Regions from separate parts of the Homo sapiens genome. Here region 2 is linked to region 1. A link is an interaction called in ENCODE POLR2A ChIA-PET data of the cell type or tissue named here. Cell type or tissue: MCF 10A. All regions are shown on one strand. Each heading gives the region's core, and the rest is flanking DNA. Links, peaks and the distances in the headings are about the cores only. Region 1 holds the start of LOC124901349 (a long non-coding RNA gene). Region 2 has its middle 45 kb from the start of LCAL1.

Region 1 (15,714 bases), core at 5,119-13,118:
GTTTGGAACTAGATAGAGGTGAGGTTTGCACAACATTGTAAATGCAGTGAATGGCACTTAGTTGTAAACTTTAAAATGGTTAACCTTATATTATGAGGAATTTTACCTCAATTTAAAAAACAAAAGCTGAAAAAAATCTATTTATTTAGAAATGCAGTAACAGGTTCAAGGCGCAGGCACTGAGAATCTGGGGTAAAAGGGTAAGCACCTCTGAGAGATGGATGAAGGACAACTATTGTTGGACATCAAGGTCAGAGCAGAGAGAAGACTGACACAGGGCTGAGCTGTAGGACTATTAACACAAGACTCCCAAGTCAGCATTGGAGCTTTGCAGAACTGTTACTTATGGATACCCATTAAAGTGCTCCATTCTCAAATAAACACCATTTTCTTTTAGAGGAGCCTCTCTCTGTTATTTAGGTTGACAAAGGATAGGCTGAGATGATTAAAGTAGCTCTGCCAAATATAAGCAAATTCTGATTTAGTAAGAAGAGACTAGGGCCGGGCGCGGTGGCTCACGCCTGTAATCCCAGCACTTTGGGAGGCCGAGACGGGCGGATCACGAGGTCAGGAGATCGAGACCATCCTGGCTGACACGGTGAAACCCCGTCTCTACTAAAAATACAAAAATTAGCCGGGCATGGTGGCGCGCGCCTGTAGTCCCAGCTACTCGGGAGGCTGAGGCAGGAGAATGGCGTGAACCCGGGAGGCGGAGCTTGCAGTGAGTCGAGATCGCGCCACTGCGCTCCAGCCTGGGCGACAGAGCGAAACTCCGTCTCAAAAAAAAAAAAAAAAAAAAAAAGAGACTATGCAAAAGGATTTTGCACGTGGGTTGGGGGCTATTTCTCAGGACCCCAGGAACATTGCCAACTCCTGGACAGCAGCCTCAGAGGGACAGATTTTTAGCTTAATGTAAAGAAGTTCCTAAGAGTCACAGTTTTAAAGGGTGAATAGGTGTTCCTGGTCACTGGGTTTATTTAAGCAACTACTAACTGTCCAATCCACAGAGACTATCAAAGTGTCACAAAATTGGTTCAAGACATCGACCAAAAGGCTTGTCTGAACCTGGGATTCTGTGGCTTTCAGAGTATAAGACACTGAGAACATAACCATTCACTTGAGAAAAAAAAACAAAACCTCAAACATTATCTTACAGATAGACATCTTCAGCAAGTTTAACTTCAAATATAAGAGATATAGCATTTGGTTCTATTTGGGTTTGAATTCTTTTTTATTGTATTTGGGTTTGAATTCTTCACTCCCCTATCTTATGAAGGCTGGCCTTGTCCAGAGGTTTATGGGGAAGAGCAGAAAATACTCATCCAAAACAGCCAAGAACATGTAGGGAAGGAAAAAATATATTTTCCTCACCCATCACTAAATTTATGGCTGAGATACCTATAACAAAAGAAAAGCATACACATTTATGAAACAAAGACCCCAAGACAAGGTTAAACCTGTGTATTTTTATACTTAGGTTTGATGAAGAGTAGACAATTGTAAGAGAAATATAATTAAAGAACAAAACAGTATGATCTAATGATAATGAACTGGGAAGTACTTAGTAAGGCCTGTTTGTTCAGATTCTTTTTGGCATCTGTGTCTTCCTGGGTATAGGGTGGGCACCTCTTGAATGAGGGTCTTAAGACCTGCTTCAGGGAAGAAGAGGGAGTAGAAGGTGAGAGTGACCTTCCTGCTTCTGCTGTTTTCTCAAATGCCAAGGTGCTATATTTTGTAGTAGCATGTCCTGAACTCCATCAAACCCTAAGAACCAAAGGATAAAACAGAGTTGAGCAGGTAAACTGAGTTCCAAATTGAGGGAGAGGTCTCTGGAGGACTGGGGTAGATCTGAGGAAATCTGGACATCTGAGGGAGGAAGGAAGGAGTAACTGGAAGTGAGTCCATAGCAATGACTCGTTGATGAGGGAGAAGCTATGGATACTTGCCTGCAGCAACTTCTCCTTTTAGGAGCCATCCTAGGCGGGCAGGGAGACTTACAGGGCAAGACTGAAAGCTGTGCATTTATACCTCTTAAGTAGCTCTCACTCGATGCCTTTTGACAGGCTGTCTGCTTAATTTATGCTCTTGGGCCTCTAGGTCTCATCTGTCAAATGTCCTATAAAGAACTAGAGTGTTTTGAAGGTCTCTTTCCGGTTCTAAAATCCTAGAGTTTTTAGATTTTTCTCCACTCTGCCTAATTTCTTTTAGATTCCTATAGAACATCGGCTCTCCTTGAGTTTGAAAAGAAGCCTCATGAAGAAAATAGTCTGTTTCTCACTTACTTTGTGAAGTCTTTTTCCACTTGGATTTTCTAGAATTATAAATCATTATACTTTCATTTTTCTTAATTGAAAGGAGTTTTGTGAGCTACATAGAATTTATTTTGAAATTTAATTATGTCTAGATTTAATGTTAGTAAGCTGTTTTTACTCACAACACTCTGACATCAAATCGGTGTCTAACAATTCAATTCCGACACTATCTACCTGGAATTTGTGTCAGATCCCACAAGTTAAAGGGGTCAGTCCTGCATGACTGCCCCAACTTCAGATGCCAATTATAGAAGTCTCGGGCTACCCATACTCCTGATAGACCAGCTATAAACCGGGGGTTCCCACACTATGACTTCAAGTTCGATAACTTGCTAGAGCAAGTCACGTAACTCAAGAAAGTGCTTTACCTACTATTACTGATTTCTTATAAAGGATACAACTCAGGAATAGCCCAATGGAAGAGGTACATAGGGAAAAATATGGGGTGGGTGGGGGTAGTGCCACCTTCCTAGCACCTCAGTGTGTTCACCAACCTGGAAGACCTCTGAACTAGTCATTTAGGGGTTTTTATGGAGACTTCATTACATGATTGACTGAATCTCAGGCCTCTGGTAATTAACCCAATCTCCAGTCCCTCTTCCCTCCCCAGTGGTTGGAGGGTAGGGCTGAAAGTTCCAAGCTTCTTTTCAAGGTTTGCTCTTTTGGATGACCAGTCCCCATTCTGAAGCTACCTAAGGGCCTCTAGACAGCAGTGATCTCATTAGCATGCAATAGACACTCATCACTCTGGAGATTCCAAGGGTTTTAGGAACCAGGGACTAAGACCAAATATATTTTTTAATACCATAATCAGTAAATAGTTAAATATGGAAAACTCTCAATTTTGCTTTTGCCACCAAACAAATTCAAACACGTTCTATGTAGTTTGCAAAGAAAGAATTCATAAAGAAAATAGTTCCTGTATTTTCATAAAGATATTGAATTTTAATTAAATATGAAATTTGGCTTCATATCCTGCATAAAGGTATAAAGCCACATTGTGGAAAATGGCATAATTTAGAAACAAAATCTACCTTGAGCTATTTTACTTAATATCTTCAGCTCTGAACTAAATAACTGCTTAATTCCTTTAGATAACCAAAGAACACTTAAATAGAAATTAAGAAAATTGTTTTTAGGTATTTTCAGTTTGAAGAACTTGCTAAATGGATTTCATTGATCTTCCCTTGAGGAAACATAGAATATTTTAAATCTTATACATTAACTAGCTAATTCAACAATTGGGTCCCTATTATATGCCAGGCTAGGTGCTAAGAATACAAAAGTGAGTACAGCTGGTCTCTACCTTTTAAGGCACTTAATCCTATTCTGCTCCAAGGAGGCAGCAGGGCAAACATGGCTCAGCTGGTTGGTTCAGGAGTCTGATTATCTAGGTCACACCTCACCTCCATTTACCAGCTGCAAAACACTAGAGAAGTTATCTACTACATCCTGAGTTTCAATTTCCTCATCTACGAAAAAGGCACAATCATAGAACCTCAAAAGAGTGTCGTGGCTAAAATAGTTAGGATAATATTTAGAGTATGTGAAATATTTAGAATATATTTGTGATGGGTTTTTTTTTTTTTTTTGGATATGTTAACTTGGTTAAGCTATGGTTCCAGCTATTCAACCTAACGATAACCTAGGTGCTGTGGAAATTGTGTTTTGTAAATGTGAGTCCATAATCAGTTGACTTTAAATAAGGGAGAGCATTCTAAATAGTCTGGGTGGGTCTGATTCAATCAGTTGAAAGGCCTTAAAACCAGGGCTGAGACTTCCCTGAAAAAGAAAACATCCACCTACGGACAGCAGCTTCAGCCTGTGCAGGAGAGTTCCTGATGGCCTGCTCTGTGGATTTTGGATTTCCTTATCCAGTTCCTTAATTGTGTAAGCCTATTCCTTGTAGTAAATCTATATCCATATTTATCTATATATATATTATCCTCTGTTATTTGTGCATTTCTGGTTGAACGCTGGGTGATATAGATGTCAAAATTGTAGTGAATGTAAAGTGCTTAGCAGTAAAAGTCATAAACATTATTTTAAAAAAACAACAATAAAAACAACAATCCATGTTTTGTTATGGTTGCTGGGTTTGGGAACCCTCAAGAAAAAGACTAGACATGAAGACGCCATTTAAACCAAGGCTTACAGTAACAAAGAAAGGACTCTAGGTTGAGGCAAATACAATAGCAAGCAGTAGGTTTCTCTCAAGGGCAGGATATAAGTCGGGGAAAAAATATCTTCTAGGTCTCAGCATGATGGCTTGCACCTGTAATCTCAACACTTTGGGAGGCCAAGGTGGGAAGACTGCTTAAGGCCATGAGTTAGAGAACAGCCTAAGCAATATGACTTGACCCTATCTCTAGAGAAAATAAAAGAAACTTAGCCAGGCATGGTAGCACTTGCCTGCAGTTCCAGCTACCTGGGAGACTGAGGTGAGAGGATCACTTGAGTTCAGGAGTTGGAGGCTGCAGTGAGCTATGATCATGCCACTGCACTCCAGCCTGAGTGACAGAGCAGGACCCTGTCTCTAAAAATGAACAAACAAATGAAAAAACAACCAAAAACTCATGTCTTAGTCCATTTGAGCTGCTATTCCAAAATGTCATAGGCTGGTTGCATATAAACAACAAAAATTCATTTCTCACAGTTCTGGAGACTGGGAAGTCCAAGACCAAGAAGCTGGTAGATTTAGGGCCCATTACCAGATTCCTAGATGGTGCCTTCTCCCTGTGTCCTCACACAGTGGAAGGGGCAAGGCAGCTCTCTGGGCCTCTTTTATTTGGGGACCAACCCCATTCATTAGGGCTCCATGGCCTCATGACCTAATCACCTCCCAAAGGCCCCACTTCCTAATGCCATCTCCTGGGGGGTTAGAATTGCAACATCTGAATTTTGAAGAAACACAAACATTCAGATCCTAGCACACTATTTATAATATAAGGAACAGCTATATAGAATCAAGGTTGGAAATGGGTGGTTCAAGAGAAAAATCCTGTACACTAGTTGTTAGTTTGGCCTGTAGAATGATTTTTTAAAAAGCATTTAAAAATAATTTTTAAAAATGAACCTACAATTTGTTAAAAAATTAAGAGATTTTTGCATAAAATACAGATATCTGGCTTTTTTGAAAACCTGGAAGCTCTGGCCACACTAAGCCCATACTGTCTCTGGGTCATAAACATTTGATGCTAGTCCTTTCTGTGTGGTCTCCACAATGTGCTGTGGAAGACAAGGCACAGCTGCCTCCTGCGTTTGTAGAATCTGCTTGAACCCTGTGGGCATCTATGATACCCTGCCCTAGACAATCTCCTAAAACCTGGCCTTAAACTTTTCTTGACCTTCTTTGGCCCAAAAGCTTCCATTCCTTACTTAGGCAAACTTTTCCCATGATCACTCCCTGGACTGTCTATTCTGAAAGTTTCATTTATTTTTTCTATATTGTCTTAATAATAGCCAACTCCCTAGACTGCTATACTTCCCTTAACGTTTTTGTTAATCTTACTAGCAGGTCACACAATGCCTGAATACATTTCTCTGAGACACAGTCATGATGAAAGAGTACATAGCTTCTACATAGACATTAAAATAGAACATTTTTTCCCTAAACTACTTGTCACCTGGCCACTTGTACAATGCCAGCAGATGACTATGGGTCTGACTTGAGAAATAAAACCGAGGGAGTCAGGCTCAGAAATGAACTGCCTTAAAACGCCCTGTACCATATCTAGTCACGTGACAATAAATACAGACATGTTTCTGATACAGTGGTTTCTGTGTACAGGCACACACTGACAGGTACCTTAAAAAAAAAAATGGGATGACAACATACTTGTATATAGGTACTCATCCTCACCTCTCTCTGTCCAATCTTAGAGGAAAATGTGTCTGCTTTAAAGTAACCTATGATCTGTGTCTCCCTGGCACCTCACTGAAGCCGGGAGTCCTCTCTTGACTGTTTTCCTCCACTTTCCACATCTTCCTCCAATTGGTTCCTTCCCTATAAGCTAGAAATACGTTCACATCACTGCCACTAACAAATCTTTGTCCTTACTATATAGGCCTTTGTAGCTACCATCTTTCTCCCCCCATGAGACCACCAGGCTCCCTGGTAAAGTGGTTAACACTCAGTCCATTTATTTTCTTTCCATTCACTCTTCAACCCACTGCCATTAGCTATCCCTTGTACTCCCCAGATATGCTAGGGAAAAACTTATCAATGCTTTCCTAGTTGCCAAATTAATTTATTATTTTACCCTTCATCTTGGTAAATGTGGCCCCGTGTGTGGCACCTGATACAACATATCCCTCCCTTCTTAAAACTCCTTCCCAGGCTTCAAGACTACTGCTGTCTCCTGGGTCCTCTCCATCTCTAGATGTTGTTTCTCAGTTGCCTTCCCTGGTTTCACTCAAAATTCCTGGGGTTTTGGTGGGGAATTGATACAAGATCCTGATCCCCTCACTTCAGGCTGGGAAATTTAACACAGGCAGGGAAAATCAGATGATCATTCCAAGGAATGTAAGTCTGGAGTGCGGACACATGGGGGTGGGGAGCAGTTGTAAGTGGGTCAGCTGATGGCAGCAGCCTAGATGGCAAGCCACAAATTCTCCCCAGAGACCCTGGAGCTCCCTTCCTCTGTTCTCTCACGGCCTGAGTATTCAGCTGTTTATACTGTGACCTATGCAGCAGGTTTCCAATAAGTTATTCTTTATACAGTGCTTACAGTTACTACATCTGGTTTCTTTTACTTGTAACTAAAGACCTTTAATAGATACCCTAGAGCTTTGCCCTAAGGTATCTTCTCTCCTCTGTGCACATGGGCTTTCTTCCTGGTAGCCCCATTCACTCTCATGGCTTCAGCCACCATCCATATGTTCTTGACTCCTTATTTATATCTTTAGCCTAGAGATCTCTCATGAACTCTCCACCTGCAAATATAATCACTGTACCTAACGATTCTTCTCTTGGGTGACCCCCAGGAACCCAGAACTCAACATGTCCCAAAGTGCACTCATGGACTTTTCCCCGAAATCTGCTTCTCGCTTTTCCATTCTCTAACTCAGTGCCTGACACCACCATCCATTCAGTCACTCCAGCCAAATACCTCTCCTTCTCACTCCCTAATAGATTAGCAGTTGCTTGGTCCCCTCAGTTCCCCTTCTTAATGCCTCTCTTAATTGTTTACCTCTCTCTGCCTCTCCTCCCTATCTCAGGCCCTCAGCACTCCTCCCCTTGACCATTGTGGCAGTCTCCTAACTTGCATCCACTCTCATCTCCTTCTCCCTCTCCATCCATTCACTACAATCCATACACTAGAGTCTCATTTCTAAAGCAGTCTTTGCTCAAGTATCTCCTCTGTTTAAAATCCTTTTTCTCCTATTGCCTAAAAAGGCCAACTACTTAACGTGGCAAACAAAGCCTTTCAGATCTTACTTCTGCCCACTTTGCAGGCAGCCTGATATCTTGATTCCTCTTTCCTCATTGTAATCCCCAAACTCTAGTCATGTTGACCAAGCTGCCCTCCACCAAGACGCCACCCTCCTCATGCCCCCTCCAGCCCTCTGTGCTTCCCGCTCCCTTTGCCTGGAATGCCCTTCCCCACCCACCCAGACATCTGCTTAGTAAACACCTACCCATCTCTTTCTTCAAAAGGTTATCCGTGTTTTTAAAAATAAAAATAGCAATTTTATTGGAAAAAAGAAAGAAAACACAGAGAAGTTTCATGAAGAAATAAAGATGACCTAAAAAGCCTACCACCACTTAGAAACAAATGTAGATTGGAGTGGGGGAACATGTTTCCCTATCCTGGCTTCTCAGCAAAGCTGTGGTTGATGGGTAGTGAACTCGCCAGAGAGGCAGTAAGTGGCCCGGTGGTTGCAAGAGGTTGAGGGCAGGAGGGAATGGGGAGTTAGTGTTTCATGGGTTCAGGATTGCAGTTTGGGAAGACAAAAAAGTTCTGGAGACGGACAGTGGCGATGGTTGCACAAAAATGTAAATGTACTTAACGCCACTGAACTTTACACTGTTAAAAATCATTAAAATGGTGAATTCTCTGTTACGGGTATTTTACCATAATTTTTAAAAAGAGGAAAAAGGAAACAAGACTGATCTCAAGGGGTAGCAGTTTCAGTAACATTTTTTTCTTTTTTCTTTTTCTTAGAAAGGGAACTGGCTGACGTTCATGGTGGGGGAGATGGAAGGAACTGGTAGAAACGAGAAACAAAAAACCCAAGAGAGATTTCATTTTTCACTAGGATGCCAGGTATAAAATAGCACATCTCTTTTAATATTCAGAATAGCCGGAGTCTCCATTTCGTTATTACAATAATGTCTTTATCCCTTCCCAGGTTCTCCCCTTCCATTCTCTACCTCTTTGCGATCAAACTGAGCACCCGGGGGTTTCCCAAACCCAGGGTTACCGGATCCTGAGCATGCGCGGAGGAGGGACAGGGAGCCGCCCACGCCGGGCTCCGCGGCTGCAGTTGCTGTTGTGGCCACAAGGTGGCACTAAGTCTTTGGCGGCCGCTGGCCTTCCCGACCGTGGAAAGTCGGGGCCGGTGGGGCTAGGTAGGAAGAGCACACTCCTGTGAGGTTGCCGGGGGCGGGGCTCCACCTGGACCCCTGCTCTAGAGCTGCTGGCGCCATAGGAAGAGAAGATGTTTGGAGTTCTGCCGTCCTGCCTCTTCTGGAGTCCCGCCGTGGCTTACTCCTTTCAGAGCTTTCTGCCCTGTCCTGACAGTGCCCTCTCTTCCTAGGCCTGAGCTCCAGGTACTCAGCGACCCGAACCTTCCAACCTTCGCACCCTCCCCAGCACACTTTCAGAATCTCCACGGCTGGGTCCAAAGGGGCCCTCGCTGGGCTGCACGTACTCTGGCCGCCTTAGCTCTAACTCCTGCCTCTCTAGGGCTTTTCCCTCTAACCCCAGAGTGTGGAAAATCCTCTATTTTTTCGCACAGAAGGCATGGTGCTTCCTTCAGGGGGCGAACCCCACTAGTTTACCAGAAAATGGACCTAGCACCCTCCCTTCTAAAAAAAATAGGAGGGTAGATGACCAGAAGCACAGATGGAAGGGCCAGACTTTGAAAGGAAGGCCCGATACCTCTATTGCTGAGGCAGAGCAAAGGGAGAAAAGGCAGAGCAAAAGTGGGTAGAAATAAAAATGCTTTTCGAGGGAAGGGAACTTAGCAGGCCTGCGGCCAGTTTTCCTCCCTATTTTCATTATGAGATAGATACAAATGTCATATGTGAAAATGAGAAGGAGAATATGAAGGGCAAAGCCCATGTGTGGTGGTAAAGAGAACTGCAGAAGGAGAGGCCAGGTGGCTGAGCCTTGTACGAGGGCCTATGTGTTGTTGGAAACCAATCGTTCACTCATTTATGTATTTGAGAGATATTTATTGAACATCTGCTGTGTGCTGACATTGTTTCAAGAGGTGAGAATACATCAGTGAACAAAATAGAAAAAACTCCTTGCCTTTGGGAAATATTCCAGTATTTCCTAAATACTAGAAGGAGAGGAGGACTGAAGATTGGGAGGACGCAAGATTAATTAGTAAGCAAAATGAAATGCTGGAGGGTGATATGCTGTGTGGAAATAGACACATCAGGATAGGGGATATCAGAAGTTGTGAGGGACTTGTGACTTAGAATTTAAATAAGGTGTTCAGGGAAGCTCTCATTGACCTCAAAGACTTGAAGGAAGCTGGCCACGTTGCTACGGAGGACAAGCAATCTGGTGGAGAGAACAGCCAGCATAAAGGCTATGTAGCAGGAGTGTGGCTGGCATATCCATGTTGCTCCCAGAGTATATGGGATGCTGCAGCAAAAATAGATAAAGCATGAGGTGGTTTGGGTGAGGCTGTGGAAGCATGGGTGTGGCAGAGGGGTAACCAGGGAAGAAAGTGAAGAAAGTGCTGATAATTGTGGTTCAAGGGAGTGATTCTGTGGTCCAGGAGGGCAGACAGAACTGGGAGGTCCTGACAAGGAAGAAAGGAGGCTGAGTAGGAGTTGTGAGAGTGGGGGATGCTGTGTATAAACATTGGGTGTCTCTGGTAGAATTTAAGATGTCATTGGTGGCATAGTTCAAAATGATGATAAAGGCAAGAGTGTGGCCTTGCGAGCAAGTGATTGAAAATGGGAAGTGGGCTAATGCATGGTGCATACCCCAGTCAACCATAGCCACAACTGTGCTCTTCTGCATGGGGGTTCAGCTCCTATTGAGTAATATAGGAAAGGGCTAAGCTGCAATTTCTCTCCTGCATTACCAACAAATGCCCAGTAGAATTCAGCATTCTTCCTCAAGCACTTAGGGATGCATGAACGCCTGCTAGCAAATATTACAGGGCAAACAAAATTGTACCCACACATGATAGGAACCTTACATTCTCTGCCAGCACACTGATATCTCTTATAAGAGGTGGGTGATTTGGTTCTCCTCTAAGATGGTGAAGCCTGTCTGTATTTCTTTAAATCTTGGTGAGAGGCAGCATGGCGGTGTTGAGATCGAAGCCCAAAGAGGTGTAGCAGAATTTGAACAACATGGTTTGTGAGGCAGTAGCCTCCATTTCTCTTCTATCAACTCTTGATTTGAAAGAAGTGTTGTTGGGAGTGGCAAGATGGAGGATGAAAATCTCAACCCAACAGCTGTATGTAGTGAGACTTTAGTCTAGCTTCCCTTATCTGGGAGTGGCTTCTTTACTTCCTTACTGTACGTTCCCGTATCTTTCTCCACTATAATGCTGGCTATATAATGTTTGCTGTCTTGTGGAAGAGAACAGATTATTCGAAGGTAATGATGAAGTGTAAAAGAATGGGATGAGTGAAAGAGAAATGAAGAACAGTGATGCAGTGATGATTCATTCACTCATTTCCTACTACAACAAATATACATATATATATTTGATACCTATTACATATGTATATATCAGGTGTCTACTAGCAACATGGAGTCATGTTCCGGGGATTGGAGATGCATCAGTGAACAAAACAAAATTCCTGCTATTTGAGACCGACCTTGAGGAAAGACAGAAAATACATAAGGGTGCTTTGTTGTAGGAGTTGAGTTGGAGGGATCTGGGAGATGATCAAGGAAAAAGATGTGAGCACAGGGGGCAGTAACATACAACATGCTTTACTGAATGGCTCTTGGATGGGGTTGCATGAAAGAGGATGTCTCTCCTAGTGAGACCATCCAGAGGTTTAGGGCAAGGGGGCCACTGTTTAGAAGGGGAGAAGAGCAAACAGAAAATCAAGAGAGAGGGGGATTAGAAAGGGGGCTTAGAGGATCTAAGTGATGTCACTCAGCAGTACAGCAGAGAGTCTGGGTCAGAGAGCTCAGAAGGGCCACAGTGTTCAGGGCCTTATAAGTACAAGGCCCCATCTGATCAATGAGCAACAGCTGTTGGGTGAGGCCTCATAGGGTACGTAAAGTAGGCAGGCTCCAGATGGCTAAAAATCTGCTTGTTTGTGCTATTTTTTAAATAACTGGATGTGTAAAAATTTGCATTTGGCATCAGCAGGCTTTTGAGCTGACAATTTAACCTGCAGTGAGGAAATAAACAAGGTAGGGTTCAATACACAGAATCAGTCTTTGGTTCATGAACATAACCTAGGTGCTAAGGAGAGGGAGCAGGGTAGGAAGGCAAAGTAGGGCAGGAGAGGGGCTCTGCTTTTGATGCATTGTCTGAAAAGGCCTTCGTTGTAAGAGGACATCTGAGCAGAGACATGCATGAAGAAAGAGATTGAATGCCCTGCATGATACCTGGGAGAAAAAAGTTTCTGGTGCTTTTGTTTTGTTCTGAGGAGCCACTACAAGGCCAATGAGATAAGAGTGGAGTAAGCCAGGTAGACTGTGGTGGGGATGAGGCTATGTTCTGTAGGGCCATGCAGCTGCATACAATAAGGCCTCCATTTTGAGTGATCGGGGCACTGTTGGAAAGAGGAGAGACAGATTACACTTTGGTTTTAAAGGTGCTCCAGAATGCCACAAGAACAGATGTTACCCATGGAAGGAACAGTGGTGGCATGGACAGAGTGGAAAGTGGCGAAGGTGATGAGGAGTCAAACTCTGAAAGCTTTTCAGGAATAGAGCTCACAGAATATGTGAGGAATTGAATGTGAGGTGGGAGAAGAAGGGTGAAGGAGGCAAGGATAACCAGGATGTTTGGCCCACGAGGCCTTTACTGGCTACATTTAAGTGATCATGATATAATGTGGTGGCTATTTGTCCCCACCCAAATCTAATATTGAATTGTAATCCCCAGTGTTGGTGATAGGGCCCGGTGGGAAGTGCTTGGATCATGGGGGAGGATCCCTCATGAATGGCTTGGGCCATCCCCTTGGTGGTAAGTGAACTCCCACTCTGAGTTCATAGGAGATCTGGTGGTTTACAAGTATGTGGCACCTCTTTCCACGTGCTCCCTGTCTTGCTCCTGCCGCTGCCATGTGAGACACCTTCTTCCCTTTCACCTCCCACCATGATTGTAAGCTTCCTGAGGCCTTCCCAGAAGCAGATGACAGCATCATGCCTCCTGTACAGCCTGTAGAACTGCGAGCCAATTAAAACTCCTAGAAATTACCCAGTCTCAGGTATTTCTTTAGATCAGTACAAGAATGGCCTAACACAGATAGGTAATATAGTGCCAGAAGTATGGATTTTATACATTTAGACCTCCAGGGAGGTGTCTGTGGAGGCAGAATCATGTGAACAAATGCACAGACTGTGGAGCAGGTGTGGGAGTTGGAGGCTGGCTCCTCCACTTCATAGCTGTGTGACCTTGGGCACCTTCCTTGACTTCCTATATCTGTAAAATGGAGGAGCAGTAATTTGTGGAGATATGAAGGTGAACAAATTTGTAATGAATGTATAAAGTGCTTAGTACAGTGCCTGGCACATGCTAAGTACCCAGTAGATGTACCTGTACTTATTACGATTGGTGTTCAAGGAGCCTCAGAGATAGGAATGGTTATTGTCAAGGGACAGATGGAGGGACAATTTCAAGTGAAGTGAATGAGCTCATTTTGGTTTTCAAGTACCCCTAAGAAAACATTCTTCTTTGGCAGGACTGGCTACATAAGTTGTGGGGCCCACTGCAAAAAAAAAAAAAAATGCAGAGAGCCTCCTGCTAAAAAAATCTTTCAAAGTAACACCCACAGAGCGTTACACCAAGCACAGGACCATTCAATGCCAACGCCCTGTTCATCAGAGAGTGCTTCAACTCTATCTTCCTCTAAGTAGGTCTCCACTAGGGGCCTCTAGGGGCCTATGACCACCAGTTCTAGACCAGAGTGGAGTCAGTGGCACAATTCTGTCGTGCACTAGCTTCACAGCCTACTGTGTCATCCCACTCTGACTCAGAGGCCTTCTGTTGTGGCTCTTATGACCACTTGAAAAAGTGGCTTCCTTCCCTCTATGATCTCAAATAAAATGAAATCCTTCTAAATATATGTTCTAAGCTAATAGAAAGACAAAAAGAAGTAAATGAAAGCATCATTCCCTTGAGAAGATAATCTGAGGTGTACACACAGGATAGACAGTTATATCTTCCTTACCATTTGGATAGGACCTGATACATTTGAAAATGCTTCCATAAGCAGGAGTCCTGGGAGATACATGATCTTTTAGAGAACACAGAAGTTCAAAATGTTGACATGGTTTTTTTTAAATCGTTGCATTAGTGACATTACCAGAATTGGACACCTCGTCCCCTTGACTTCTGGTTCTGCATTTTTAAACCAGTGTGCAAGTTTGATAGAATCTAGAAGTGATGTCAGTGTCTCAACTAGGGCTCATGTGGAAGATATTAATTTAAAAGTTAACTTTCTTTTGGATAAAGAGGAGTGGAAAGTTGACCTTTATTTTCTTTTGAATGTGAAAGGCAATTCCATAATAGTAAGTTTTGCTGTATTTTTGTCTGTGTAGTATCTTGTTTGAAATGCGGGTGCCTTGAGATATTGCACTGGGGCTCTCTCTCTCTCTCTCTTTCTCTCTCTCTCTCTTTCTCTCTCTCTCTCTTTCTCCCTCCCTACATCCCACCCCCTCTCTCTTTCTCTCTTCCCTTCCTCCTTTCCTTCCTTCTTTCCATACACCCATCCTTCCTTCCTACAAATGCCTAGCATATGCTATGCATGTAAATGTATTCAGTAAGTCATTTTGGGCATGGAGCCATAGTTTTAGCTAGAGATGCTTTTGCCTCCAGGGGACACTTCGCAATGTCTGGACTTATTTTTGGTTGTCACAGTTGGGGAAAAGAAAATGCTAATATCATCTAGAGGGTAGAGACCAAGTATGCTGCTAAACATCTTACAGTGTTCACCATAGCCCTCCATAACAAAAAACTGTATGGCCACAAATGTCAATAGTGCTGAGGTTGAGAAACACTGCTGCAGAGGAAGAGGAGAAAAACAACATGAAATCAACGATCAAGATTCCATATCCCTGATTAAAAACAGACTAGTTAAAAATAATCCCCAGCATCTGTCCATTTTCTGTTTTGGGACATGGTTCAAATTAGAAGGGCCAAATTAGAAATGATCCTCTGCAAAGGGACTGTTGCCGACAGTATCAGAGATGGCAGCAGAGCCACAGCCGAGGGCCACTCATTGCATGAGGTGAGGGAGGAGTGACTGGATGGTACAATGCTGTTTGTTCCTTTCTGTAGGACTGGTTAATTATTTACCTTGAATAAATGAGTTGAATTCATTTCAAATCAAGTCACTTTTTAAGTTGGCATCTTCTCTAGGGAAGCCAAGATAAGGATCATTCTTCTAGGCAGGGCAAGGTAAGGCTCATCCTTTGAGCATCCCTCATTCCACATAGAATAGGGAGTGCTCCTGTTCCTGAAGCTCCCAGGGTATCTTGCCACAGCTAAAGGAAAACATTAGAAAATCAGCTGTTGCAATTTCAAAGTCAGAAAAGGTCACGAGATGTGTACAGCTTTCACGCTTGTTTTGGATTCAGGGATGTTTGTTTCTTCCTGCCTGCTCTGTATAAGTCCGGACACTGCCACCAAGGCAATCCATGGCTTGGGTTCTAGCTTAAGTTCTGAATGAAGAGATCTCATATGTGCACAAATTACAATAATAAGCAGTACAGTAAATTCACTTTTCCTACAAAAAGAAGAAACATAAACATGAATTATTAACAGTAGTATCATGATTAAAGGAATTTACATTTCTGGGCATACAAATAGTAACTAACTCTTCATCATTCTCAACTACTATTTACTGGTGTTTGCAATTAACATTCATTTTATTTGTGTCCAAAGGAAGGGGGGGAAATAGGTGAAGAGAAGAAGAGAAAGGCATAGAAGAGAAAGGAGGGAAAACTTCATGATGACACAGATTCACATGAAAACAATACAAGATGATTTATCCAAGCAGATGTTTCCCTAATGG
Region 2 (15,714 bases), core at 2,887-10,886, 420 kb before region 1:
GGTTCAACATACACAAATCAATAAAAATAATCCATTACATAAACAGAACCAACGACAAAAACCACATGATTATCTCAATCGATGCAGAAAAGGCCTTTGACAAAATTCAACAGAGCTTCATGTTAAAAAGTCTCAGTAAACTAGGTATTAACAGAACTTATCTCAAAATAATAAGAGCTATTTATGACAAACCCGCAGCCAATATCATACTGAATGGGCAAAAACTGGAAGCATTCCCTTTGAAAACTGGCACAAGACAGGGATGCCCTCTCTCACTACTCCTATTCAACATAGTGTTGGAAGTTCTGGCCAGGGCAATTGGGCAAGAGAAAGAAATAAAGGGTATTCAATTAGGAAAAAAGGAAGTCAAATTGTCCCTGTTTGCAGATGACATGATTGTGTATTTAGAAAACCACATCATCTCAGCCAAATTCTCCTTAAGCTGATAAGCAACTTCAGCAGTCTCAGGATACAAAATCAATGTGCAAAAATCACAAGCATTCTTATACACCAATAACAGACAAACAGAGAGCCAAATCATGAGTGAACTCCCATTTGCAATTGCTACAAAGAGAATAAAATACCTAGGAATCCAACTTACAAGGGATGTGAAGGACCTCTTCAAGGAGAACTACAAACCACTGGTCAACAAAATAAAAAAGGACACAAACAAATGGAAGAACATTCCATGCTCATGGATAGGAAGAATCAATATCATGAAAATGGCCGTACTGCCAAGGTAATTTATAGATTCAATGCCATCCCCATCAAGCTACCAATGACTTTCTTCACAGAATTGGAAAAAAATTTTTGAGTTCATATAGAACTTTATGAAGTTCCATTAACAAAAAATACCCCTCATAGCCAAGACAATCCTAAGCAAAAAGAACAAAGCTGGAGGCATCACGCTACCTGACTTCAAACTATACTACAAGGCTACAGTAACCAAAACAGCATGGTACTGGTACCAAAAGAGGTACATAGACCAATGGAACAGAACAGAGGCCTCAGAAATAACACCACACATCTATAACCATCTGATTTTTGACAAACCTGACAAAAACGAGAAATGGGGAAAGGAGTCCCTATTTAATAAATGGTGCTGGGAAAACTGGCTAGCCATATGCAGAAAGCTGAAACTGTATACCTTCCTTACACCTTATACAAAAATTAATTCAAGATGGATTAAAAACTTAAATGTTAGACCTAAAACCATAAACACTCTAGAAGAAAAACTAGGCAATACCATTCAGGACATAGGCATGGCCAAAGACTTCATGACTAAAACACCAAAAGCAATGGCAACACAAGCCAAAATTGACAAATGGGATCTAATTAAACGAAAGAGCTTCTGCACAGCAAAAGAAACTACCATCAGAGTGAACAGGCAACCTACAGAATGGGAGAAAATGTTTGCAATCTACTCGTCTGACAAAGGGCTAATATCCAGAATCTACAAAGAACTTTAACAAATTTACATGAAAAAAACAACCCCATCAAAAAGTGGGCAAAGGATATGAACAGACACTTCTCGAAAGAAGACATTTATGCAGCCAACAGGCACATGAAAAAATGCTCCTCATCACTGCTCATCAGAGAAATGCAAATCAAAACCACAATGAGATGCCATCTCATGCCAGTTAGGATGGTGATCAATGAAAAGTCAGGAAATGACAGATGCTAGAGAGGAAGTGGAGAAATAGGAATGCTGTTACACTGTTGGTGGGAGTGTAAATTAGTTCAACCATTGTGGAAGACAGTGTGGCAATTCCTCAAGGACCTAGAACTAGAAATACCATTTGAACCAGCGATCCCATTACTGGGTATTTATCCAAAGGATTATAAATCCTGCTACTATAAAGACACATGCACACGTGTATTTATTGCGGCACTATTCACAATAGCAAAGACTTGGAACCAACCCAAATGTCCATTAATGATAGGCTGCATTAAGAAAATGAGGGACATATACACCATGGAAACCTATGAAGCCATAAAAAAGGATGAGTTCATGTCATTTGCAGGGACACAGATGAAGCTGAGAACCATCATTCTCAGCAAACTATCACAAGGAGAGAAAACCAAACATCACATGTTCTCACTCATAGGTGGGAATTGAACACTGAGAACACTTGAACATAGGGCAGGGAATGTCACACACTGGGGCCTGTCAGGGTGCGGGGGGCTGGGGGAGGGATAGCATTAGGAGAAATACCTAATGTAAATGAGAAGTTGATGGGTGCAGCAAACCAACATGGCACATGTATACCTGTGTAACAAATCTGCACGTTGTGCACATGTACCCTAGAACTTAAAGTATATTAAAAAAAAAAAGAGTTCTTCAACAAATTGGACTATATCCACATTTTAGAGCCCTCTCCTTCTTCCCAGATCCCATGAAATGACAGTATAAACTTTAAAAATAAAACACGTAGCAACTCTGGAAATCTAGGAGGACCCCAACTGCAGGCCAGGACAGCGAGGGTTTCTGGAAAACAGAAAGCAGAGGCAAACAGATCACCGATGAGACAACAGCACTGAGGGACTCATACAGAAGCAAAAGCAGTTCCTCCAAAAGTGAATTTCCTCAGGAGAATTGCAAAAGAATTTTACAACAGAGGCTTAAATCAAAGTGGTAGCTTTCACTTTAGGTTCCATTAGGTTCACAGAAGCATCAAAAAGGCTATGTTCAATATATTCACAACTAGAGATTTCCACTGTGTATTTGATAAAATCAAACAATATTTTAGGAGTTCAAGGGGATCCTAGAAAGGGAGCCTCCTGTAGACACGTCACCAGAGCTGAGTCAGACGCGGCCACTCAAGCATTTATTCCTGGGTAAAAGCAAACATGCAATCTGGTAAACTGAGAATTCTGACAAGGGCGACTCAGATACCTTAGGTGACTAACTGCTGCTTTGGGGTATGGGGATGAGTATAAGAAGTCTTTTTAATAACATTATCACTGAAAATAATAGGCAATATGTATTTAATTAATGATATGCTTTTGTTACTGTCAAACTGATTTAACTTTTTTTTCAAGCCAAATTGTATCCAGCTTTATTAAAGATACTTTCCATAAACAATCATGGTATTTCAGGCAGAACATGGGTAGGCAATCTCTAACAGTATACAACAACTTTCAAACTCCCTTCTTCAATGGACTACCAAAAATCAGAAAGCCACCGTAAAATCCAAAGAAGCCTTCATCTGATGCTCTGAACAGGGAAAGTTTAGAGTGAGGGTTGACATTTCACATTTAGCATGTTGTTTAATAACTTTTCACAAGCCAACCCTGACTTTCAGGAAGTGAAATGAAAATGGCAGAATTTATCTGAAGAGCCACAATCTAGAAACAGAACCACTGATCTTTTGAGGGGTGCCATTTCAGTGGCATCACTGGACAGTCCAGATTGCCTGACACACTGGTAACCAAATACTGGGGGTCAGGTCTCAACAGATGTCTGGGTTTAAGGGAGTTAAGTCTATGCTGAAAGGTGGAAAAGGAGAAGAGGACGTAAAAAAGAATTTGTTTTTCCATACCACAAGGTTTTTGTTCCAAGGTGGCCATGTGTGTCAAAGTCAGGGAATCCCTTCTCCTGGTAGCCAAGAGGAAATCTCTCAAAACTAGAAGAAAAAGGTTTTCCCCATATCAATTCAGCTTTGGAGACAGTTTATTAGTGACATATGCCCCTTCCCCCTAAAACAACAATGAAGTGTTCTGTGTGCTAACAACATAGCTTAAAAAAAAAACAAAATTCTGCATTTTTATAAAACTTGATGAAAATAGTATTTCAAACTGTACAGTCACCAGACGTAGCCAGTTATCAAAAATGCACACACTTCCCCTGGCATCTCCAGCACCTTCAGCTTTCTGTGCCTGGTCTGTTGGCATCTCCATTTTCTGTAGGGTTATTCCCCTCCTTGCCAGCATCAGCTTTCCCCTTTTTCCCTTTTGGTACCTTCTCTCCCCTCTTTGCAGGGACCTTTTTAGTCTTGCGCTCTGGCTTTGGAGGAGGAGGTTTAGCAGACAACCTCGTGGATCTTCTCTGTGGTTCGTCCCTTACCTTGGCTTTATCTCCTTTAGCATCCCCTTCAGCCTTTCTCTTGGGCATGGTGGCGGTGATGGCGGCAGAACGTAGTTGCCCAGCGCGGGCTTTGGTCAGTCCTGGGGTCGTTCTCGCCTCTTCACACTGCTCCTGATTTAACGTTACAACATGTTTTAATAGTTTGTAGAGTTAGTCTCCCCCTCACTTCTCATTTTTAAAACATTCTTAGAGATTTTTGTTCTTTTGTCTTTTTGATATCTTATTTAAAAGTTTACTTATCCCCAAGTTTTAAAAATAATGCATAAAATAAACTCCAACTTGGCTTTTTAAAGGTAGAAAAATAAAAGATAAAATGGCTGCTGGATTCATTTTCTAAAAAGCAGAATATTGTAATATTTTGATTTTTTTCCAGAAAAATCAAAATAGTAGAAAAAATCGTATTTCAGTGAAACATTAACTCTTACATCATTTAAGTTAATTGAATTAGAAGACAAATTAATATGTGAGACATTTATCCTTCTGAAATAAAGTTAAATCCTGAATATGCCTCCTTAATTATTCACATTCTTCCAAAGGTTTAAATCAAGGTGGTAGCTTTCAGTTTAGGTTCCATTAGGTTTACAGAAGCATTGAAAGTGCTATGTTCAGTATATTCACAACTAAAGATTTCCACTGTGTATTTGATAAAATCAAGCAATATTTTAGGAGTTCAAAGGGATCTTATAAGTCCCAGAACCATAAAGGCTTGCCCTGGGTAGTGGATAACCCCAGTTTGTATCAGGTACATTTCTAAATAAATATTTTATTCCCATGTACTTATTTTGAGGGAAATACAATGAAGCAGAATTTTAATGGTGCAAGGTGTGGTGAGAGAGAGTGGGGGCGGGGAGAGAGAGAGAAAATGAAGAGAATGAGATGAGGCTATTTAAAGGTTGCAAAACATATGTACCTCTATCTAGAAAAATATATTATGGAAGCTGCCTTTTTTTGTTCTGGAAAAAAATTTAACGGCTCATTTCAATTATATGAATGAAATGGGGATCATTTTTTTGTGAAGGAAAGGTGTTAAGGTATCATTTCCCTCTTAGGCTTATAAGGCATGGAACTTTAGCTCTGAAGGCAGGTGGTGCCTGGTTTTCTGCCTTAAAAATATTACTCTTGAAGGTTTCTGGTGATGAATAAGTTGCTCAAATTTGCATAAAGGCCAAGGAGACTTTGGGGAGAAATGGGAAGGAGAACCTGAGGCTTTGAGTTTCAATGTCACTACAATGTCTGGTTGCTGAGGTGTCCTAGTTTAAGACCTGTTGGCAGTAAGAACCACAGAAGACACTTAGGGGAACCCTTCTGGAAGAGAAAAAGCTGGAACTGGTGCCTGGCACTCATACCAGAGCCTGGGGTGATGTGGGAAACACTGCATCAGACCACAGCTCATGTGCAATAATCTAAGCATCTTAGGTGAGGGCTGTGCATGCTTCCTGCATTTGTCCATGATTAAACTCCACCACTGTCACTGAAGAGTTGTACCTGAGAAGCCCAGGTCTATCATCTTATGGCACAACCATAAACTGGACAGAGAGGCAGGAGACTGCTTCTTCCTTCCGCAGAGTGGAGGAGCTGCTCTCAGAGCAGCAGTGAGAGTGTGGGAAAGGGCCAATTCAGGTGTTGTTGGACCTGAATTTATAACATATTAGGTTCCTTCTTTAAAAATAAAAGAATACAAAATTCAGAATATAAAGTTGCTAGGGCCCATTCCAGGGACATGAAGGGGCCCTTGCTGTTGAGGGGCCCTGAAGCTTCAACTTAGTTCGTTTCAGATAGGCAGGCCTCTGAGAGGCTTCTCTCTCCATGGTGGAGGCCTGCCCAGGGTGCATAACGGTTAATGCTTTCTAGAGTAGTGCGGTGTGGCAGAGAAGGGGGCCTCGGGTAGATTAATGAGGTGCTTTCATTTTTCTCTCAGTGAAGTTTAGCAAGAAGGACAGATCCCTAGAACTCAGTAGTGAGGAGGGAAAATAGACATTCTTGTCATAAGGAGGATGGGAAGGTGCTCAGTCATAACATTCTGAATGTTAGAAGTTTCCTGTGCTCTAAGCTGGTAAAGCAGGACACACCTATCCATTATATCTTAATGCCTCTGAAGTTAATTATATACTTAATGAATAATGGAAATCAATTGAATTATTGTAACAGCAATCCGTCATTAGTATAAATGTGTTTCCACAATTTTTTTAAAGTGTTACTCTTTCTAATATATTATGGACACTCCTTTTATTTCAGCTGTTGCCTTCATGTGGATGACGTGATTTGCAGCTGAGTGCAGGTCAGCTCCATCGAGTGTGCTCATCTTCTCAAGGCATTATCTCCTTCTCTTTTCTTCCATTTTCTGGTTAATGTAGTCAACACACATCCCACCATCTATCCAAGGCACTGTAAAATAATGAATTCTCTTCCTAGCTTCACCTTATTCCTTTTTACTTTCCTTAGCCGAGGAGTTACTGAGTTCAATTGAATTTATCTCCTAATGTCTTTTCTATTCATTATCTCCTTGTAATTCAATGTCACTTTTGGATTCTAGACTCTTCTCTCATTTCTAGAATATTGCAGTATCTTCCAACTCTTTATTCTGATTTTTCCCTTCCAATAATTTTTCTATAATGCTGCCAGAAGGGGCCCTTCTAAAGCACAAATAGACCATGTCACCAAGTGCACAAAAACCTTCGTTGGTTCCTTATTCCCTAAAACAAGCTCTGATCCATCAAAGCACTATGGAAACACAGCCATTATTGTTGGCAGAGTTTTACTTTTGTTTAATACATTCTGAATGCCTACAGGAAAAATGTCTGAGTTGTAGGTGGAATTCCAAGACCATTTATTTTATTTCTTTCTCTTCTTTCATGTACTCTACATGCAAATACCATTAATTATTTCTTAATTCATTGCTTTCCTTTCTGGTTCTCAGCTCTGTTCTGTTTTTATTCTTTTTCCAGGAGTCTTACCTCTCATTCTAATAGTATTTAGCTTCTAAGTGCTCTTCTCAGGTTTTGTTTTTCATTTTTAAAAAAAGCCTAGTTCTTTATATTAGCCACCCTCTCATTCCATTTCTTTTTGAATGACCTTTCTGTTCCAGAGAGCCATTGGCAATCTGAGTCCCATGAAAATAAGAGGTGGTTTTGGACATGGGGTAGACACTGCTTGTAACTATCTTAAAAAATGAAATAAGCGGTGACCTATTTTCTGAGTTGTAAGTGATTTTTAAATTGCTCATGAAAATAGAAGAGTCTCGGCAGAGAAACCCGATTACTTCGAGTGCATAATGGTGAGAAAGCTTTTGTCTCATGGGATAGTTATCATATGGGATTATAATTCAGCTGTAGTTACTAGTGATCTGTGTAGTGAAATGCAGTTTGAAAACTTCAGTTCATTTTCCAATAGAGAAATGTCAGAATTTAAGCAGGCCCCAAAGGGCTATAAGAAGCTGTGTCTTCTAAAAGAAAATGGGTTGAATGGGCATAACTGGCTTGGTCCTAGTTACCAACAGAATCACTTTCTTGAAGCCTGGTGTGACTTTTCATTTCCCCAATGTACATGCTGTATGTGGAGCTTATAGAATACTCACCAAGATTCAAGTGAACAAGCTAAGGGGGCAGGAAAAAGAAGAGATGTTCTGACCTAATAGATAAATAAATAAATATTTTAAACCTGCCTTGTTTAGATGCTGTCATAATTAATTTTAATGGTCTAATGAATACTTTCTTAATTTTTGTTTTAGGGATATATTGGTTGTATACAAATGAAAAAGTGAAATTACTCAAAATCTTCTTTCCCTCTCTTAATTGCTTTACAGGACATAAAAATTCAGAGAATTGGCAGCATTTTAATTCAACCCACACAATCCAGTTTTAATTTTAATTAAGCCCCAAAATATTTTCGAAAGCCTACTATATGCAAAGTATTATATGCAGTGCTGAAAAGAATGCAAAGCTATTACAAGGCTCTTGTGAGGAAAAAAGAAAAAATGAGAAAATGTATGTAGGCATTGTTTGTAAACTATATAATATTTAAATTTCAGTTGTAATAATTATTATCATTATTATTAAACAGACATCCTGTCTCCTGGAACTCACAATCTTTTGGGGGATATAGATATCCAAGTGATTAGTACTGGGAAGGCTGAAATGAGCATACACCAAATTTTATGAGAATCAGAAACGAGAACAAAGTTAATTCTATTTGGAAAAATCTGGAAGGTCTTCTTAGATGAGAGAGTGTATAGATTACCGTCGAACCTGGAACAACGCAGGGTTACGAGTGCCAGCCCCCTGTGCAGTCAAAAATTCACGTACAACTTTTGAATTCCCAAAAACTTCTAATAGCCTACTGTTGACTACAAGCCTTACCATTAACATAAATAGTTGATTGAGACATATTTTTGTGCTATATGTATTATATACTATATTCTTACAATAAAATAAGCTAGAGAAAAGAGAATGTTATTAAGAGAATCAAAAGGAAAACAAAAATATGTTTACATTTATTTAGTGGATATGGATCATCATAAAGGCCTTCATCCTTGTCATCATGTTGACTAGGCTGAAAAGGAGGAAGAGAAGGAGAGGTTGATCGCACTGTCTCAGTAGTGGTAGAGGTGGAAGACATGAAGGAGGTGAAAGAGGAGGCAGGAGAAGCAGGTCACACTCAGTGTAACTACAGAAATCCTTTGTAATTTCTGTCTAAATTTTTTGTTTTCTAATTTCTCTAAAAATGTCTCTATCTGGTACCAATCCTTCTTCAACCATTTATTTCAGTCTCAGTGCCTCTATCATAGAAGGGTCTAGGCTGTAAAGGAAGTCAAAAGCAGTCTTGAATAATCAGAACAGTTCTGCCAGATTGTCTAATGTCAATTTATTTCCTGGCATTGCTCCTTCTATATCTTCTTCCTCATAATCTGTCACAGGTTTGGAAACACTCATCTCCATCAAATCATCTTTTAATTCTAGTCTGATATCTATTAGCTTTCGATTTTCTCCAAGATCTGTATCTAGAAACCCTTTCCCCCAATCTTTTTTTGTCATATCCACAATCACTTTCATGATTTCCTTGATTGGCTCTGTGATAAATCCTGTGAAGTCATGTACAACATCTGGACGCAGTTTTCTTCACCAGGAATTTATTGTTTCAGGCTTGATGGTTTTCATGTTTTTTTCTATAATAACAATGGCATCCTCAATGGTGTAATCTTTCCAAACTTTCATGATGTTCTCCATGTCAGGGTTCTCTTCCACAGTGTTGATAATCCTTTCCCCATAGAGTACTGTGTGTAATGAGCCTTAAAGGTCCTTATGACCCCCTGGATTTAGAGATGTTGTGTTTGGGGGGTGAGTAGACCCCTTTGATGCCTTTGGCCTTGAACTCATGGGGTTCTGGGTTACCAGGGGCATTGTTCAATTTGTCCACTATCAAAAGAACGTTAAAAGGCTGTCTCCTACTGGCAAGGTGCTTCTTTACTTCAGGAAAAAACACCAGTGGAACCAGTCCAGAAAAAGATTCTCAGTGTGCAGGCTTTATTGTTGTACAAACAAAAGACTAGCAGCTGATGTTTATCTTTTCCCTTCAAATCTTGGGGGTTAGCAGCTTTATAGGTAAAGGCAGTCCTTATCATAAACCTGACTGCATTTGTATAAAACAGTAGAGTTAGCCTATCAATTCCTGCCTTCAATCCTGGCACTCACTTCTCTTCCTTACTAATTAATGTCATTCATGGCATTTTTTCAAAATAGGGCACTTTGGTCTGCATTAAAAATGGGTTCAAGCAAATACCTTTTCTCTTTAATGATTTTCTTAATGGTGTCTGGGGACTCATTTGCAGCCTCTTGTTCAGCAGAAGTTGCTTCTCCTGTTATCTTCACATTTTTAAAGCCAAACCTCTTTTTTAAATTATCAAACCATCCCTTGCTGACATTAAAGTCTCTAGATTTAGATCCTTCACTTTATTTTCCCTTTTTCTCATATAATGACCTCATTTTGTCTTGAATCATATTTGAGCCAATAGGTATGCCTTTCTTATAACAATGCTGCACCCACATAAAAGCTGCATTTTCAATATGAGATAAAAAATGCTTCACAAAAAGTGCAAAGTTTTTATCCTGTTGGCATAGCTGCAGTGACAGTTTCACAAGTTTTTTTTCTTCTTTTTTTTCTTACAGTGGTTCTTCTGCTAGATTTATCATGAATTGACTGGCAACCACAAAGGCAGACCTTAATCTATGGTATCTATATCAAGCAATTCAACTTTCTCTTTTTCTTTTTTTTATTATACTTTAAGTTCTAGGGTACATGTGCACAATGTGCAGGTTTGTTACATATGTATACATGTGCCAGGTTGTTGTGCTGCCCCCATTAATTCGTCATTTACATTAGGTATATTTCCTAATGCTATCCCTCCCCGCTCCTCCCAACCCACAACAGGCCCCTGTGTGTGATGTTCCCTTTCCTGTGTCCAAGTGTTCTCACTGTTCAATTCCCACCTATGAGTGAGAACATGCGGTGTTTGGTTTTTTCTCCTTGTGATAGTTTGCTGAGAATGATGGTTCCCAGCTTCATCCATGTCCCTACAAAGGACATGAACTCAACCTTTTTTATGGCTGCATAGTATTCCATGGTGTATATGTGCCACATTTACTTAATCTACTCTATCACTGATGGACACTTGGGTTGGTTCCTAGTCTTTACTATTGTGAATAGTGCTGCAATAAACATACATGTGCATGTGTCTTTATAGCAGCATGACTTATAATCCTTTGGGTGTATACCCAGTAATGGGATGGCTGGGTCAAATGGTATTTCTAGTTCTAGATCCCTGAGGAATCGCCACACTGTCTTCCACAATGGTTGAACTAGTTTACAGTCCCACCAACAGTGTAAAAGTGTCCCTATTTCTCCACATCCTCTCCAGCACCTGTTGTTTCCTGACTTTTTAATGATCGCCATTCTAACTGGTGTGAGATGGTATCTCATTGTGGTTTTGATTTGCATTTCTCTGATGGCCAGTGATGATGAGCATTTTTTCATGTGTCTGTTGGCTGCATAAATGTCTTCTTTTGAGAAGTGTCTGTTCGTATCCTTCACCCCCTTGTAGATGGGGTTGTTTGTTTTTTTCTTGTAAATTTGTTTGAGTTCTTTGTAGATTCTGGATATGAGCCCTTTGTCAGATGAGTAGACTGCAAAATTTTCTCCCATTTTGTAGGTTGCCTGTTCACTCTGATGGTAGTTTCTTTCACTGTGCAGAAGCTCTTTCATTTAATTAGATCCCATTTGTCAATTTTGGCTTTTGTTGCCATTGCTTTTGGTGTTTTAAACATGAAGTTCTTGCCCATGCCTATGTCCTGAATGGCACTGCCTAGGTTTTCTTCTAGGGTTTTTATGGTTTTAGGTCTAACATTTAAGTCTTTAATCCATCTTGAATTAATTTTTGTACAAGGTGTAAGGAAGGGATCCAGTTTCAGCTTACCACATATGGCTAGCCAGTTTTCCCAGCACCATTTGTTAAATAGGGAATCCTTTCCCCATTTCTTGTTTTTGTCAGGTTTGTCAAAGATCAGATGGTTGTAGATGTGTGGTATTATTTCTGAGGGCTCTGTTCTGTACCATTGGTCTATATCTCTGTTTTGGTACCAGTACCATGCTCTTTTGGTTACTGTATCTTTGTAGTATAGTTTGAAGTCAGGTAGCGTGATGCCTCCAGCTTTGTTCTTTTGGCTTAAGATTGACTTGGCAATGTGGGCTCTTTTTTGGTTCCATATGAACTTTAAAGTAGTTTTTTCCAATTCTGTGAAGAAAGTCATTGGTAGCTTGATGGGAATGGCATTGAATCTATGAATTACCTTGGGCACTATGGCCATTTTCAACATATTGATTCTTCCTATCTCTGAGCATGGAATGTTCTTCCATTTGTTTGTACTCTCTTTTATTTCATTGAGCAGTAGTTTGTAGCTCTCCTTGAAGAGGTCCTTGGCAAATTGAATCCAGCAGCCAACAAAAAGCTTATCCACCATGATCAAGTCAGCTTCATCTCTGGGATGCAAGGCTGGTTCAACATACACAAATCAATAAACGTAATCTAGCATACAAACAGAACCAAAGACAAAAACCACATGATTATCTCAATAGTTCCAGAAAAGGCCTTTGACAAAATTCAACAGCCCTTCATGCTAAAAACTCTCAATAAATATGGTATTGATGGGACATATCTCAAAATAATAAGAGCTATTTATGACAAACCCACAGCCAATATCATACTGAATGGGCAAAAACTGGAAGCATTCCCTTTGAAAACTGGCACAAGACAGGGATGACCTCTCTCGCCACTCCTATTTGATATAGTGTTGGAAGTTCTGGCCAGGGCAATCAGGAAGGAGAAAGAAATTAAAGGGTATTCAATTAGGAAAAGAGGAAGTCAAATTGTCCCTGTTTGCTGATGACATGATTGTATATCTAGAAAACCCCATTGTCTCAGCCCAAAATCTCCTTAAGCTGATAAGCAACTTCAGCAGTCTCAGGATACAAAATCAATGTGCAAAAATCACAAGCATTCTTAGACACCAAAAACAGAGAGAGAGCCAAATCATGAGTGAAATCCCATTCACAATTGCTTCAAAGAGAATAAAATACCTAGGAATCCAAATTACAAGGGATGTGAAGGACCTCTTCAAGGAGAGCATGTGTCTTTATATCAACATGATTTATAATCCTTTGGGTATATAGCCGGTAATGGGATGGCTGGGTCAAATGTTATTTCTGGTTCTAGATCCTTGAGGAATTGCCACACTGTCTTCCACAATGGTTGAACTAGCTTACAGTCCCATCAACACTGTAAAAGTGTTCCTATTTCTCCACATCCTTTCCAGCACCTGTTGTTTCTTGACTTTTTAATGATTGCCATTCTAACCAGTGTGAGATGGTATCTCATTGTGGTTGTGATTTGCATTTCTCTGATGGCCAGTGATGATGAGCATTTTTTCATGTGTCTGTTGGCTGCATAAATTCTTCTTTTGAGAAGTGTCTGCTCATATCCTTCACCCACTTGTTGATGGGGTTGTTTGTTTTTTTCTTGTAAATTTGTTTGAGTTCTTTGTAGATTCTGGATATGAGCCCTTTGTCAGATGAGTAGACTGCAAAATTTTCTCCCATTCTGTAGGTTGCCTGTTTACTCTGATGGTAGTTTCTTTTGTTCTGCAGAAGCTCTTTAGTTTAATTAGATCCCATTTGTCATTTTTGGCTTTTGTTGCCATTGCTTTTGGTGTTTTAGACATGAAGTGTTTGGCCATGCCTATGTCCTGAATGGTATTGCCTAGGTTTTCTTCTAGGGCTTTTATGGTTTTAGGTCTAATATTTAAGTCTTTAATCCATCTTGAATTAATTTTTGTTTAAGGTGTAAGGAAGGGATCCAGTTTCAGCATTCTACATATGGCTAGCCAGTTTTCCCAGCACCACCATTTATTAAATAGGGACTCCTTTCCCCATTTCTTGTTTTTGTCAGGTTTGTCAAAGATCAGATGGTTGTAGATGTGTGGTATTATTTCTGAGGGTTCTGTTCTGTTCCACTGATGTATATCTCTGTTCTGGTACCAGTACCATGCTGTTTTGGTTACTGTGGCCTTGTAGTATAGTTTGAAGTCAGGTAGCGTGATGCCTCCAGTTTTGTTCTTTTGGCTTAGGATTGTCTTGGCAATGCAGGCTCTTTTTTGGTTCCACATGAACTTTAAAGTAGTTTTTTCCAATTCTATGAAGAAAGTCACTGGTAGCTTGATGAGGGTGGCATTGAATCTATAAATTGCCTTGGGCAGTATGGCCATTTTCATGATATTGATTCTTCCTATCTCTGAGCATGGAATGTTCTTCCATTTGTTTGTGTCCTCTTTTATTTCGTTGAGCAGTTGTAGTTCTCCTTGAAGAGGTCCTTCACATCCCTTGTAAGTTGGATTCCTAGGTATTTTTTTCTCTTCGAAGCAATTGTGAATGGGAGTTCACTCATGATTTGGCTCTCTGTTTGTCTGTTATTGGCGTATAAGAATGCTTGTGATTTTTGCACATTGATTTTGTATCCTGAGACTGCTGAAGTTGCTTATCAGCTTAAGGAGATGTTGGGCTGAGATGATGGGGTTTTCTAGATATACAATCATGTCATCTGCAAACAGGGACAATTTGACTTCCTCTTTTCCTAATTGAATACCCTTTATTTCTTTCTCCTTCCTGATTGCCCTGGCCAGAACTTCCAACACTATGTCAAATAAGAGTGATGAAAGAGGGCATCCCTGCCTTGTGCCAGTTTTCAAAGGGAATGCTTCCAGTTTTTGCCCATTCAGTCTGATATTGGCTGTGGGTTTGTCATTAATAGCTCTTATTATTTTGAGATACGTCCCATCAATACCATATTTATTGAGAGTTTTTAGCATGAAGGTTGTTGAATTTTGTCAAAGGCCTTTACTGCATCTTTTGAGATAATCATGTGGTTTTTGTCTTTGGTTCTGTTTATATGCTGGATTACGTTTATTGATTTGTGTATGTTGAACCAGCCATGCATCCCAGGGATGAAGCCCACTTGATCATGGTGGATAAGCTTTTTGATGTGCTGCTGGATTCAGTTTGCCAGTATTTTATAGAGGATTTTTGCATCAATGTTCATCAGGGATATTTTTCTACTGGTCTAAAATTCTCTTTTTTTGTTGTGTCTCTGCCAGGCTTTGGTGTAAAGATGATGCTGGCCTCATGAAATGAGTTTGGGAGGATTATCTCTTTTTCTATTGATTGGAATAGTTTCAGAAGGAATGGTACGAGCCCCTCCTTCTACCTTTGGTAGAATTCAGCTGTGAATCCATCTGGTCCTGGACTTTTTTTGGTTGGTAGGATATTAATTATTGCCTCAATTTCAGAGCCTGTAATTGGTCTATTCAGGGTTTCAACTTCTTCTTGATTTAGTCTTCAGAGGGTGTATGTGTCGAGGAATTTATCCATCTCTTCTAGATTTTCTAGTTTATTTGCATAGAGGTGTTTATAGTATTCTCTGATGGTAGTTTCTGTTTTTGTGGGATCGGTGGTGATATCCCCTTTATCATTTTTTATTGCATCTATTTGATTCTTCTCTCTTTTCTTCTTTATTAATCTTGCTAGTGGTCTATCAATTTTGTTGATCTTCTCAAACAACCAGCTGTTGGGTTCATTGATTTTTTGAAGGGGTTTTTGTGCCTCTGTCTCCTTCAGTTCTGCTCTGATCTTAGTTATTTCTTGCCTTCTGCTAGCTTTTGAATGTGTTTGCTCTTGCTTCTCTAGATCTTTCAATTGTGATGTTAGCGTGCCAATTTTAGATGTTTCCTGCTTTCTCTTGTGGGCATTTAGTGCTATAAATTTCCCTCTACACACTGCTTTAAGTGTGTCTCAGAGATTCTGGTATGATGTGTCTTTTTTCTATTGGTTTCAAAGAACATCTTTATTTCTGCCTTCATTTCGTTATGTACCCAGTAGTCATTCAGGAGCAGGTTGTTCAGTTTCCATGTAGTTGAGCAGTTTTGAGTGAGTTTCTTAATCCTGAGTTCTAGTTTGATTGCACTGTGGTCTGAGAGAGAGTTTGTTATAATTTCTGTTCTTTTACATTTGCTGAGGAGTGCTTTACTTCC

The links. ChIA-PET counts read pairs that join two places held together with the same protein. Peaks named below come from ENCODE experiments on the same cell type or tissue, not always from the same donor. Only the 100,000 strongest peaks of a DNase experiment are listed, where the experiment ranks them.
Region 2: POLR2A ChIA-PET joins it to region 1 with 6 read pairs; 2 of 35 experiments call an interaction of 5 or more read pairs at or near these places.

The regions. Positions count from the first base shown.
Region 1 is chr6:79,769,369-79,785,082 of GRCh38, forward strand. LOC124901349 (a long non-coding RNA gene) reads left to right here and starts at 8,480. Exons shown (of 2, transcript XR_007059655.1): 1 at 8,480-8,581; 2 at 8,667-12,895. In MCF 10A, for the core only: a CTCF peak has its summit at 8,825 (motif pointing right); a DNase peak (open chromatin) is centred at 8,763.
Region 2 is chr6:79,350,600-79,366,313 of GRCh38, forward strand. No RefSeq gene overlaps it. Among named protein-coding and RNA genes, the nearest start is that of LCAL1, 45 kb to the left of the region's middle. In MCF 10A, for the core only: no CTCF peak of the experiment used is centred there; no DNase peak of the experiment used is centred there.